Regions from separate parts of the Homo sapiens genome. Here region 2 is linked to region 1. The links are chromatin contacts, found by Hi-C or POLR2A ChIA-PET in ENCODE. All regions are on one chromosome and are shown on one strand. The core of a region is the stretch at or near the end of the contact, and the rest is flanking DNA. Distances in the headings are between cores, read along the strand shown. Region 1 holds the start of LINC01023 (long intergenic non-protein coding RNA 1023). Region 2 overlaps FER (FER tyrosine kinase).

What was found. Hi-C counts contacts between places; a loop is a spot of excess contacts on that map. ChIA-PET counts read pairs that join two places held with the same protein, here RNA polymerase II (POLR2A). Pooled maps may share reads with other maps.
Region 2: a loop to region 1 is called in a pooled map, with 2.3 times the contacts of the local background. The contact joins the enhancer-like site here to the promoter of LINC01023 in region 1. A Hi-C loop is called at or near these places in 1 of 168 maps with a recorded cell type or tissue (CD8-positive, alpha-beta T cell) and 2 of 50 pooled maps. POLR2A ChIA-PET finds 5 or more read pairs at or near these places in 7 of 52 experiments (GM12878, HEK293T, MCF 10A and 4 more).

What each region holds. Positions count from the first base shown.
Region 1 is chr5:108,724,998-108,731,446 of GRCh38, reverse strand. It overlaps LINC01023 (long intergenic non-protein coding RNA 1023), which reads left to right and starts at 3,186. Exons shown (of 1, transcript NR_046368.1): 1 at 3,186-3,622. RefSeq lists enhancers at 3,223-3,522, 3,362-3,943.
Region 2 is chr5:108,785,606-108,792,054 of GRCh38, reverse strand. The region is part of intron 2 of FER (FER tyrosine kinase); the gene reads right to left. Among named protein-coding and RNA genes, the nearest start is that of FER, 41 kb to the right of the region's middle. Within about 2 kb of position 3,779, at least 2 of the 41 ENCODE cell types and tissues checked have a DNase peak (open chromatin) inside an H3K27ac peak, as active enhancers do.

The sequences.
Region 1 (6,449 bases), core at 1,937-4,436:
ACTTCAGCTTTCCTCATCTGTAAAATAAGGATAATAATAAAAACAACTCTGAAGGTTTGTCTTGAAAATAAGTACGCTAATATGTATAAAGGGTTTAGAATGGTAAGAGTTTAATAAACATTAGCTATTGTTATTTCAACAGCACTCTTTTGATTCCTAGTAGACTCCAAATGCCAAAAAGGTTAAAAATAACAGATTTGAAGAAATCTTTTTGTAAATTCTTTTTAAAATAAACTGACTAGTCACATCCACATGTATCTGTTTTCTGACTCTGGATGTTCATGTACTAGGCTTCAAAACCATGATGAAGCAATAATGACTGTGAAGATTATCTGTGTGAGAAAGACCTACCCAAAACTCTTATAAGCAAGCTTTGATTATAAAGAAGCCAAGGCATTCTTTATAAATCCTTTTCCTTGCAGAGTAAGTCTGAGCTTTTGCTGCCTATTTAATAATGATAATCAATGCCCACATTTAGAAACATCTCTTTAGTCCTTAGTCCATCATCAATGGTATGAAATACACAGAAATTACTTTCCTGATTCATAGATTGCATTTAGTCACTAATAATCTTTTGCTTCATCTCTTCTTCCTCAACTCTGGGGGAATGACTCAAAAGGTCCAAAGGGGTCTATGGGCCAGTGTTTCACTTCCTTCTAAACAAATGCCAGCTGGGCTTCTGCTTCTTCACAGGCTTTTGTCAAAGAATGTATCATATGCACTACTGGTTCCTAATAAAAACGAATATATAGTGAGCACTTATTTTATGCTCAGATATATAACAACTGCTTTTACACACACCATCTCATTTAAGTCTTATAAAAAACCTGTGGGGTTGGCACTGGTATTATCCTTATTTACAGATGTAAAAAATGAGGCAGATAGAGGTCAAATCCATGATTCACAGTCTCACAGCTTTTTAGTGTAGGTATCGTAATTTGAATCCAGGTAATCGAATGCAATGGCCACATTCCTTAACCATTATCTATGCTGCCTTGCCAGCTAGGTCTGTTAATTCAGAAGGAGAAGAGTGATTGTGAACATAAGGATGACCAACATCCATGCAAAATGACAAAACAGTAGAGAAGATCAGATCTTTTAAAGTAAAAAATAACTTGCGTGATAGACAAACCCAAGTTTGAAAACTTGCTCCACAACTTTCCAGCTACATGACCTTGAGGAAATTACTTAACTAAGTCTTAGTAATCTAGTTTTAAAACAAGGGCAATGACAGCACCAAGTTCACAAGGTGGTTGTGAGGATTAAATGGCATAATGCATGTAAAATGTCTATCAAGGTGGCTGGCATTTAATAAACACTGTATAAGTGTTGCTTACTGTTATTACTATTTTCAGTATTTTATTCTTCTTGGGCTTCTCAGCTTCAGACACCCTTTTTCTTTCTGTCTTTGTGGTCCAAGTACAGAGCTGTGTTGAACTAGGGTTGAATCTTACAAGCTCCAGGCAACCAGATCTTCACTTTCTTCCTGCAATTCTATTTGCCACCCACTATATCACTACTGATTTAGTGCCAGATTATAGATTTTCATCCACACATTTTAATTTAGAACCTTCCCTTTTATCTGGTTTTCAAGCATATTGTGTTAAAATTCCCAAATGATACCTTCAGAGTTTGCTACAAAGTCCTTATGATAGCTTTTAGAAAACTTAGTTGTTCTTAGGGGAACAATCATTGCTTTCCATTTCGTTACTGAATAGAAAATCTAGAAGAACAATATCAACTTTCAAATGAAATTATATGCCTGGAAGGGGAGTATAGATACAAAAAAAGGAGAGCACCTCATTATCACTCTTTCAAGCTGCTGGAGTGAAACTTGAGTCATTGCAAATTCCAACATCAAAAACTCTCTTGGATATACTAAAGAACATCATTATGCACATAGCGATAAAATGAGGACGTTATTAGAGGGAGCCACTACGAATAAAAGATTGCGAAATCAGATTTCTAAAATGAATAATACAATAAGCTCGTTAATAAGTATTGCGAAATAGCTCTAAAATTTCCAGCTGAAAGTGAATTCCTTGGGGTTTTTCACCAGCCAGGGGCATCAACTTTTTTTTTTTTCTTCTTAAATTACCCATACCTCTTTGCTGGCCCATGCGAGAATTTTCTATCTATAACTGTCTAAACACAAAGCAACATTTGATTTCGGTATTCATATTTATCAGAGTACTCTTCAAAATAAGTGAAATTAGGCTTCTTTTTAAGCTGGGGAACCTGCAAACGGCTTTTGAATGAAGAATAAGCATATGAAGAAGTCATGCTTCACCATTTTGCTGTAATCTTCTAAACTGCCTTCATGACGTAGAAACTTCTAATTGCAGAACATTTAAGAATTATTGCATGTCACCTCAATAAACCTAATCATTGAAGTTTCTTTTTTAGCTGATAGTAGTACATTTGGAAATACACATACCCGTCAGTTCATTTTCTCTGGCCATTTCCGTTTACCTCATACAGGCGTTTCAAGTGCGATCTGTCGCAGTCACATTCAGAGATTTTGGCCCTAAGAACTGCTCATGTTTAATGTTTGTAGTTCCAACGGTTTAACTTTTTTTCTCTCTCTCTTTTTTTTTTGGTGTGTAATTATAAATGTCTGAATTAATTAGTTGAGTAGGCTACAGGGTAGATAATAGAGCTAGTGTTAGATCCTTTTTAAAGGTTTTTAGGTCTCTATGAAGGGGGGGCGGGGAAAGGCAGGCGGGGAGTCCCCACACCCCACACTCTGCCCAAAGGTTAGGAAATTGCGGTCAGGGGTTCCTTGCCTTGGCTTCCACCACCTGAAGGCGTCTACAGCAATAATTAGAATCGAAACCAAGGAAACAAGAAATAGCTGAAAATAAAACACGAACTAAGAAATGGTAGTTTATTTTCTTTTTGCCATGCAGCAAAGGAGGGTCGAATGTAAAGCTGATACAGTTGCTGGCTGAGCTTTTCCCGCGGCAGCCAGTGCGTGCTTCCTCCACTTCTTCGAGACTTCTCCGTGCTCCTGCCCCACCTCCCAGGCTGAAGATTCATGCAGGCCCTGCGCTTAGCCCAGACTCTGGCCAGGCCCGGCCCAGCCCGAAGGTGGGCGGCTCCCGGCGCAGGGCGGCCCAGCCCCAACCACTGAGAGGAGGACCCTCCGGCGTCCTAGAGTGGCCGCAGGCCGCGGCGTCGGGTTGGAAAACCAGGAGAGCATGGAGCTTTTTCGCTGGTCCGGCGCGGTCTCTTGCGTTCCTGTGGCGGGCACCTGACTCCCCATGCCCGAGTACTGTCCTCAGGCGGAACGGCGTCTGCAGCGAGGAGCGGGGTTCCAGCAGGCTCGGCTGACGCGGTCCCTGGCATTTCCCGTGCTGGCCCTGGGTCGCCCTCGATGCTGCTTCCCGCTGGGAGCCTCCTTCTGACGGCGGAAAGGAGCTTCACCTGGGGCGGCCGGCGGGGAACGGAGAAGAATCCACCGGGGAAGTGGACGGGGCTGGCTCCCGGGCCTGGCGCTGCGGCTCTCGGGCCGTCAGACCTCCCGCGGGTTGCGTCACTTTCCTCGGTTTTCTAGACAGCAGTTGTGGGGTTGAATCCTTGCCGTGGTTTTGTAAGAATTAAATGAGATAATGAACGCGAACACCAATCATTGCTCTTTGTTGGGTGCTTCCTGTGGGCCTGGCAATATTAACAACACGAGCTCATTCATGCATTCATTTGCTACTCAGTGACTTTCCTGTCAATACTGCAAGGTGCTGGAGATGAGCCCCCACTCTTTGGTCAGTAAAACTGCCAAGATCACCGACCTTGTGAAGACATTTGAGGATGAGAGGTTGGTTGGAGCCTGGACGTGGAGACAGACTCTAAATAGTTAACTACAAGACACATGTAATTACAACTTTGAGAGCTTATAGCGGGAGGCCCTTTTGGGAAGGGGGTGGAGATGGAGAAGAGGAAGAAAGAAAGGGCTTCCCTGAGGAAGTAATATTGCAGCTGTGACCTGACAGATGAGGCCGAACCAGCTAGACTCGTGTTTCAGGCCTCGGGAATAGCATAAGGACTCCAGCTGGCTCCTTCCGGGTTGAGTCCTTATGCTGAAATTGGTATTTGGCACACACCAGTAGTAGAACGCCACTCAATGCCTTATTCTCTTCCCCTTCTCTCAGCTCTGTCCCCTCCACATAGTAGGACAATGAAACTGGTAACTATTTTTGGTCCGAATAGTCCTTCCATTATTATCTGTTATAGTCCACCATGCAGGTTCTTCCTAACTCCTTTTGATCAAAATAGATATTTTTGAAAATGTGAAGAAAGCAGTATCGTATCTTGTATGGTTTCTCATTGCCTTCTAAGTCAGATATAAACAACGAACTTGCTTGAAATGTTCTCTATCAGACCAAGGACCCATATTTAATTCCAACTTACACTCTGCTACACCCTTTCGCTAAATTCTTTAGTTGATGTTAACTGCATTTGGAACCCTGTATTCAGCGTTGAATTGCACATTCTGAAGCAATTGTGTTCTTACTCAGCACGCTCATTTCTGTATCCCAAGTATCTCCCTGCCTCCAGAACATGTTTACTCTTTAACCACTTCCTGATAATACAGTAGGCTACCATTACTCTAAATAGTTGCAGTTATTGAATATAGGCACATTTTTAAATTATAAGAATCCTATCCCAATCCAAGGTACAATTTGCTGATCGCATACTGATTCATTTTCCTCCCACTCTGGGTCCTTTCATCTGCTGTTCTCCCAGTCCAGATGCCAGCCAGGCATTTGAGAACCATCTGATGGTAACAGGATGGAGGCTGACTCAACTTCACTCCACCACCTGCCTTCCTGCCTTCAGGGAGATTTTGTACATAGCTTATCCTTTAAGTTCTTCTGCTTGTTACTGCTCACAGCACTGTGATTCTACTTTAGGCACCTTCTGTACATTCATATTCATTACTTTTTTTCTCCTCTTTCCTGTTTATGGTTAGAAAGGTGCTTCACCAATCTATTTTAGAACCAAAGAAGAGATCAAATTATAATAACATGAGCATAGTATTATGCTATAGGATACTAGTAAGAAACTCAGTTCCTCCTCTTTGTTCCCATAATATTTTGTGAATATGTCTATGATAGTATTTAATACATTGCATTATGACTTGTTGTTTGTGTCATTCTCCACTTATTAATTAGACTTCTTTGAGGATAGAGATTGAGTTTTTAAATTTGTTTCTTCATTTGTTCTTTTACTTAGCTCAATGCCTGGCAAAAAAACAAATCATTGTTAAATCAGTTTTTAGGTGAAATAGGGATAAGTGGGAGGCTAACTTATCCAGTCTTTGAAAATGCCTAGCGATCCCCTTCAGAATCCTCACACATCATCATCAATCTTCTTACCCTGTAAATAAATATACTTTTCTCACACATTAAAGATATTTGTAAAATAAATTTATTCAGTTTTTTTTTCTATTGCAGTGATATGTGTGTGTATATATGTATATAGTTGTATTTAAACTAAACAGGAGAAAAGGAGCAAGCCTGTGAAGTATTATTTCCGCATTTACCAGCAAGACAATTATCTCAGAAGATTAAAATGTGAGAGATACAACTAGTGTTCAAACCCTGCTCTTTCTGATGCCACAGTCAATGTTCTTTCTTTGGTAGAAACCAAACTGTATTTTTCTTATTGTTCAAGTAATGTAATTAACTATGGAAAAATAAGAAATTACAGATTAACAAAATAAAGCAAAAGTAAGTAAAATTCATCCATGATTTCATCATTCTGAGCTAATAATTGTTAACATTTTTGTGAATACATATACATACACACACATTACATATGCACAGTTGTTTGGGGTTTTTTACAAAAAGGGAATCACACTAATTTTAATCTTTTATAATCTACTTTTTTGCTTAACAATATGTGATAACTCCTTGATTCATTTATTCATTTATTCTAAGGTTTTTCATCCTGGGCACTGTTTACATATCGGGCCAGGTACTTCCTTGTTATGGAGGGTGATAAAAATTCTTTGCTTGACCAAACTTTATTCAGGCTCCTGAACCTTCTCCTAGGCCTGTCTGTATACTTTCTTGTAAAATCAGATTTAGCAACAAACTGTTGAGTCAGTTTAGCAACTGCCCCCCATCACCCGCATCCTTGATATATGATCACCATCAATATGTTCCTCATCCTCCAACATCCCTTAGACGAAATCTAATAACCCTAGCCTGTCATAAGCAAGAATCCTGTTAGGTTGTGTTAGCCAGAACCCTCCTTACCCTTGATGCTTCCTCTTAGCAGTTGTCCATTCACTTCTCCTACCCTGCTCCTTCTCTATAAATTCCCACTTGCCCCATGCTATATACAGAGTTGAGCACAATCTCTCTCCCCAACTGCAAAATCTTATTGCAATAGTCCCTATACCTATGGCAATGATCTTGAATAAAGTCCTCCTTGCCATGCTTTAG
Region 2 (6,449 bases), core at 2,530-5,029, 60 kb before region 1:
ATCTGGATAAACATAGAAATCAATGGAATAGACTAGAGGGGCCAAATGCAAATCTTTACATTTATGGTAAAGTGATTTTCTACATGGGTGCCAAGTCCATTCCATTGGAAAAGAAAAGTCTTTTCAACAACTGGTTCTGGGACAACTGGATTTCCACATGCAAAACAATGAAGCAGGATGCCTTCCTTGGACCGCACACAAAACATTAACTGTGAATGGATGACATACCTAAGTATCAGAGCTAAAACTATAAAATTCTCAGAATAAAACATACAAGTAATCTTTGTAACCTTGGCTTAGGCAATGGTTTCTTAGATACAACAACAAAAGCACAAATGACAAAATAAAAACACATTAGTTGGATTTCATCAAAATTTAAAACTTCCATGCTTCAAAGGACACCATCAAGAAAGTGAAAAGACAACCTACAGAATGGGAGAAAATATTTACAAATCATATATATATGTATATATATATATCATATATATGTATATACACATATGTGTGTGTATATATATATGATAAGGAACTTCTGGATGGAGGACATAAAGAATTTTTACAACTCAATAATAAGAAAAACGAACAAAAAAATGGACAAAGGATTTGAATGGACAGTTCTCTAAGAAAAATGTACAAATGTCCAATAGGCTCATGAAAAGATGCTCAATATATCAGGAAAATTCAAATCAGAACTATAATGAGATAACTATTTCACACCATTAGAATGTCTCTAATCAAAAAAGACAGACATGTAGTTTAGCACTGAAGAGAATGGAATCTTCATCCCTTGCTAGCTGAAACATTAAATGGTGCAACCACTGCGGAAAAGAGTTTGGCAGTTCCTGGAAACGTAAAACATAGAGTTAGCATATGATCCAGAAATTCACCTCCCAGGTATATACCCGACCAAAATGAAAACATATGTCTATACAAAAACTTGCATATGAATGTTTGAAGCAACATTATTCACAATAGCTGCAAAGTAGAACCAACCCAAATATCCATCAACAGGTGAACAGATAAATAAAATGGGACAACATCCATACAATGGAATATAATTTGGCAATGAAAAGGAAGTATTGATACAGGCTACAACATGGATGAACCTTGAAAATGTTTTACTAGGTCAAAGAAACCAGACACAAAAGATCACAGGGTATGATTTCATTAATAAGAAATGCTCAAAATGGGCAAATCTATAAACTAGATTACTAGTTGATCAGGGCTGGCAAATGTGGGGTGAAATTAGGAATGACTGTTAGTGGGTGCTGGATTTCCTTTTGTGGTGATGAAAATGTTCTAACATTGATTGTAGTAGTGCCTGCATAACTGTGAATGTACTAAAAACAAATTGTACAATTTCAACGGCTGAATTCTTTGGTTATAAATAATAGTTCAAAAAAGCTGTTTAAAAAAATTACTACAGCATAACTTATAATTATCTAAAGATCAGTTAGCATAAGCTTCCCCAAAATACCCTGTTTATTATAAATCCTGAAAATGATGGTAGAATTTATTTGGTACCCCAGTTTCCTAGAATTTCAGGCAGTAAAATCTTTCAGAGCCAGTTAGAAGAAATGAAGAAAAACACCTTTTATCTTTCATTCTAGTTCATCCATACCAGAGGTGAATTTCTTGTTAATTCAGCTGATATCCTCTAAGCTACACAGAAAAGCAAGAGCTTTAGCTCTCTAACTTCAATAATCTTATTTGAAGACATGGTAAAAATTAGAGTTTTCCAAATAGAGAAAAAAAATCACATATGTATATGTATGTAAGAGTGTGTGTGTGTGTGTGTGTGTGTGTGTGTGTGTGTGTGGTGTGTATGCATATATGTATACATACAGTTTTTTAAGATGGGATCTCCCTATGTTGTCCAGGCTGGAGTGCAGTGGCTATTCACAGGCACAATAATAGCACATTGCCACCTCAAACTCTTGGCCTCAAGCAATGCTCCCACCTCGGCCTTCCAAGTAGCTGAAACTACAGGCACAAGCCATTGCACCCAACGAATATTTTACATTTTTTAAAAAAAACTGTATCTGATATTGTGGTTCATTTTATTCTGTAACTTGGAAAAATATCACTTCTGTTTCTAAATGCATTGTAATAACAATGTTTACCTTTCTCTCATCAAAAATTCCTGCTGGTGGGCCAGGTGTGGTGGCTCACACCTGTAATCCCAGCATTTTGGGAGGCTGAGGCAGGTGGATCACTTGAGGTCAGGAGTTCGAGACCAGCCTGTCCAACATGGCAAAACCCCATCTCTACTAAAAATACAAAAATTGGCTGGGTATGGTGGCGTGCACCTGTAGTCCTAGCTACTTGGGAGTCTGAGACACAAGAATCACTTGAACCTGGGAAGCGGAGGTTGCAGTGAGCCAAGACTGCACTCCAGCCAGGGCAACAGAATGAGACACTGTCTTTTAAAAAAAAAAAAGAAGAAGAAGAAAAAGAAAATTCCTGTTGGTAGATATTTCAGATATCTCCTGGGTTTTTGTTGTTGTTATTGCAAATATTACTGCAAGTTAATTAAAGCTGGAATAACCCAGAAAATTTCTTAGAAATGGCAAGATATGAATTAGGACTGAAATAATGATCATGATTTAGAATATAGAAAGTCAAATGGGAAATGTATTTCAGGAAATAGAGATGTATAAGGCAAAAAAAAAAAAGTGAGTATGAGATACAGTTAAAATAGCAAACATCTCCAAAATTAAACTCTATGTGACAAGTAGTGGGAGATGGCATGCCAATTTATCTTCTGCTAGTCCTCTGCTCAAGAAACCAATAAAGCCCAAACTCCTTAAATTAATTTTTGTTAACACAAGGTTACAATTTTTGAAAACCAAGATCATGAATACAATAGTTTAAAAAGATTAATTTGTTGGTACTAGCTGCACAAGTATGGTCAGTTTGTGAAAATTCATCAAGCTGAACACTTATGATTTGTACACTTTTCTGTGTGTATGTTATCGTTCAATAAACAGAAGGACAAAGAGACACAAAGATAGATTTTGATTTGGGAGCTAATAAGACATAAGAAGCCATTATACCAACATAGCTTGAGAAATGAAGATCTAGAATTGACAATGTCAATGCGAATTAAAATGAAAGATTCTTGACCTAGTGAATGGATTTAGTGAACAAAAGAGAGACAATTCAATAAAATTTTTAAGGCTTTAGAAATCAATAATCATGACAGTATCAATAGAAATGAAAGAACAAGAATATGGAACTACTTTGAGTAAACTATAATCGTTTCAGCTGCAAGTTTTACCTTTAGGTAAAATATTAAGGTTAAAAATCCAAATTCAAGAGTCAATTACTTAAAGGTGACAGATGAAACCAACAGACTGAATGTTGACAGAAAAGCAGAGAGTCAAGGATAAAACCCATGAGAACCTGGCAGTCCAAGACTGAAAGGAGGAGAAACCAACCAAAGGATAGAAATTAAGTAAGCAAAAAGATAACAGGGGTCTGGCAGAGTCACAGGCATCAGGAGGGAAAAAAAAAAAAAGATATTAGTGTCGCAGGATCATTAGGGTGTTGCTTTGCCAGCCAGAAACCTCTGTAGCCAGTGGTGCCTCTGCTTGGGTTTCACTTGTGCCCGCTGAACTCATTCCATCCACTCAGCCTGGCAGGCTGCACTCAGCTCACACTACTGGCCTGGATCCCACACATGCCAAGGGTGAGCCAGGAGTGGAGCAGCAAGGGGTGTGTGAGTGAGCAAGCGCGGGATCTGTCCACTGTGTACAGCCAGGCACACCAGCTGCTGCAGGACAGGCAGCTCCAGGCAGGCACCAGCACAGGCGCTGGCTCTGTGCAAGGCTGCAGTTGGACCAGACATACAACACGTAGCTTCAGTAGCATCTGGACAGGGGGAAAACGATGGCACCAGAAAGCTCAGAGATACCAGGAACCACAGAGTCCCAAAAAGGGTGTTACAGCATGTCACAGTCCTGGCTCAGGTAGCCCCAAGCTCTGGAATCCCAGAAGGGCCACAGATCTTCTCTCTTTCTCGTTGCACGCAGCGTAGTGACTGGAGGGCATGTTTCTACTGTGCTCGTGTTACAGCTCTTTTTAGTCCCACCATTCAGTAGGTCCCAAGCACTTGTCCCACATCCAGAAAGAATGAGGTATGCAGACAACTGGAGGATGAGCAAGGCAGAGAGGAGCTTCACTGAGCGACAGAATGGCTCTCAGGAGACTCAAAGTGGGTAGGTCCTTTCTGCAGGCAGGTTGTCCCAATGTGTGCCCAACTCAGAAGGGAGGAGACCTGTAGTGGGCAGCTCCTTTCCACAGGCAGGTTGTCCCAACAAGCATCCAGCTCTCAGCGGAGGAGACCCATAGTGGGTAGCTCCTTTCTGCAAGCAGGTCATCTGGATTAATGTGTGTCTGGCTGAGCCTGGGATTTTTATGTGCTCAGAATCAGGGAACTGCATACTGATTCATCCATGGGCAGCCATGGTGGGCCTAGAAAAAGCCCCATCAAATTTGCCAAACAGTCATCAATGAAGTTCTCACTCTGGGCCACGGACTTCACCTAGAACTGGCAGCCCAGCCCCCAGGCTTCAGGCCATCGCTGGCCTGAGGTAAAGTTTCACCAGGGACCCACCCCTTTCTGCCTAGGAACCTGTCTGCCTTTAACATGCCATCCACGGCACCCAAACTGACTGTCCCAAGAGGCGCCTGCAGGCTGGTGCCAAGCTGCCCTCAGCCCCTGCGGCCCCCCTCCTACGCTTGTCGATACCCAAAGTCCAGAGGGGACGATGGTGGCAAGGGGCTGGCATATCAGCACCACTCTGAGCATGCACATACCTGGCCGGGTTGCAACAGTGCCTGGACTTGGCCACAGCTTTGCTCCACCCTGGAGCAGGCGCCAGAAGCAGGGAGAGGCCAGGGGGTGAGAGCAGGCACTTTCAAGCCTACAGGGGCAGGGGGCTTCCTGGGCCCCAAGCTGCAGCTGGGCAGCTGCAGCTGCACCCAGGAGCACAAAGCTCCCGCCTGTTCCCAGCCCCTGCTGGCTCTGCAGAGTGCACAGCCCCGATGGGTGCAGCCCTGGCCACACCTCCCCAGCCACAGCTGGCGTCTCCACAGCAGCTGCTCCAGATAGGCTGCCACCACCATCATTAGCAATGTCAAAAGTTAGAGGAAGATGTAAAAACTGCAAAAATCTCATCATCAAGCAGTACTTCAAAAGCTCCTACTGACAATAGTGAAAAAAAATAGGGTTTAAGAAAAAACAAAAATTTGGCCGGGCACGGTGGCTCATGCCTGTAATCCCAGCACTTTGGGAGGCTGAGGTGGGCGGATCACGAGGTTAGGAGATCGAGACCATTCTGGCTAACACAGTGAAACCCTGTCTCCACTAAACATACAAAAAATTAGCTGGGCGTGCTAGCAGGCTCCTGTAGCCCCAGCTGCTTGGTAGGCTGAGACAGGAGAATGACTTGAACCCGGGAGGCAGAGCTTGCAGTGAGCCCCCCTCGCATCACTGCACTCCAGCCTGTGTGATGGAGCAAGACTCCGTCTCAAAAAAAGAAAAAACACAAAACAAAAATTTAAACATATCACCAACAAATAAAGGAGTACAACCTTATTCCGTAAGTTTCACAGCATGGTTTCAGTGAGTCCAATACTACCCCAACCAGGCCAGAAGATATTCTGGCAAAGAAAAGTTAACAAAATCCTGAGACTTCACACTGGATACTCCAATATGAAAAGAAGCAGGCAGAGAGTGAATAGACCAAACTAGGGAAAGTCAAGAAAATATCTAAAGAGAAAGTCCCTCTGTACCAGCATAGGGCTTTAGAAAACATAGGGAGGACAGCACTGGCTTACAATTTTCCAGAACTCTATGATGAACTGGTGAATGAAATTTAAGTCCAGGCATAGAGGATGTTTAATGAACTCTTTTAAAAGTGAGTAAATCTCAGGGCCTCCAACAAAGCCAAACTCAGGGTGTTGCTGAGTATCTCTCCACTTGTTTACCTGCACACTCACATGCCACAGAAACTGAAATTAGAAGGAAAACCCAGCTTGTGGTCCAGACAAGATGGCACAGACCATTTTTTCCAGTTAATCCCCACTAAGCACAAATATAAACAAATACTGCAAGAGACAAACGAAGAACTCTGGAAGGTGGAAAGAAGAAGGCAAACTCCTTTGTAACCCTACAACAAGAAGAACAGCACAGAGGCAGGATGACTTACGCCTACCTCACCCAAGTGAAGAAGGCCACACAGACCTGGTTTTTCCCAGCCACAGCCTAGGGGCAGAAGGCAGCCCATGCAGGCTAATTCCTCCCAGAATAGAATAGATGTCCCTCTGACAAATATCAAGGAAGCCAGACACCACCAGCAAGAGAGATTAACTAGGAACCTCAACAAAAACAAACAGCCAGGGGAAACACTCTCCTTCACCATAAGGCCTGAGACTCCCCACTT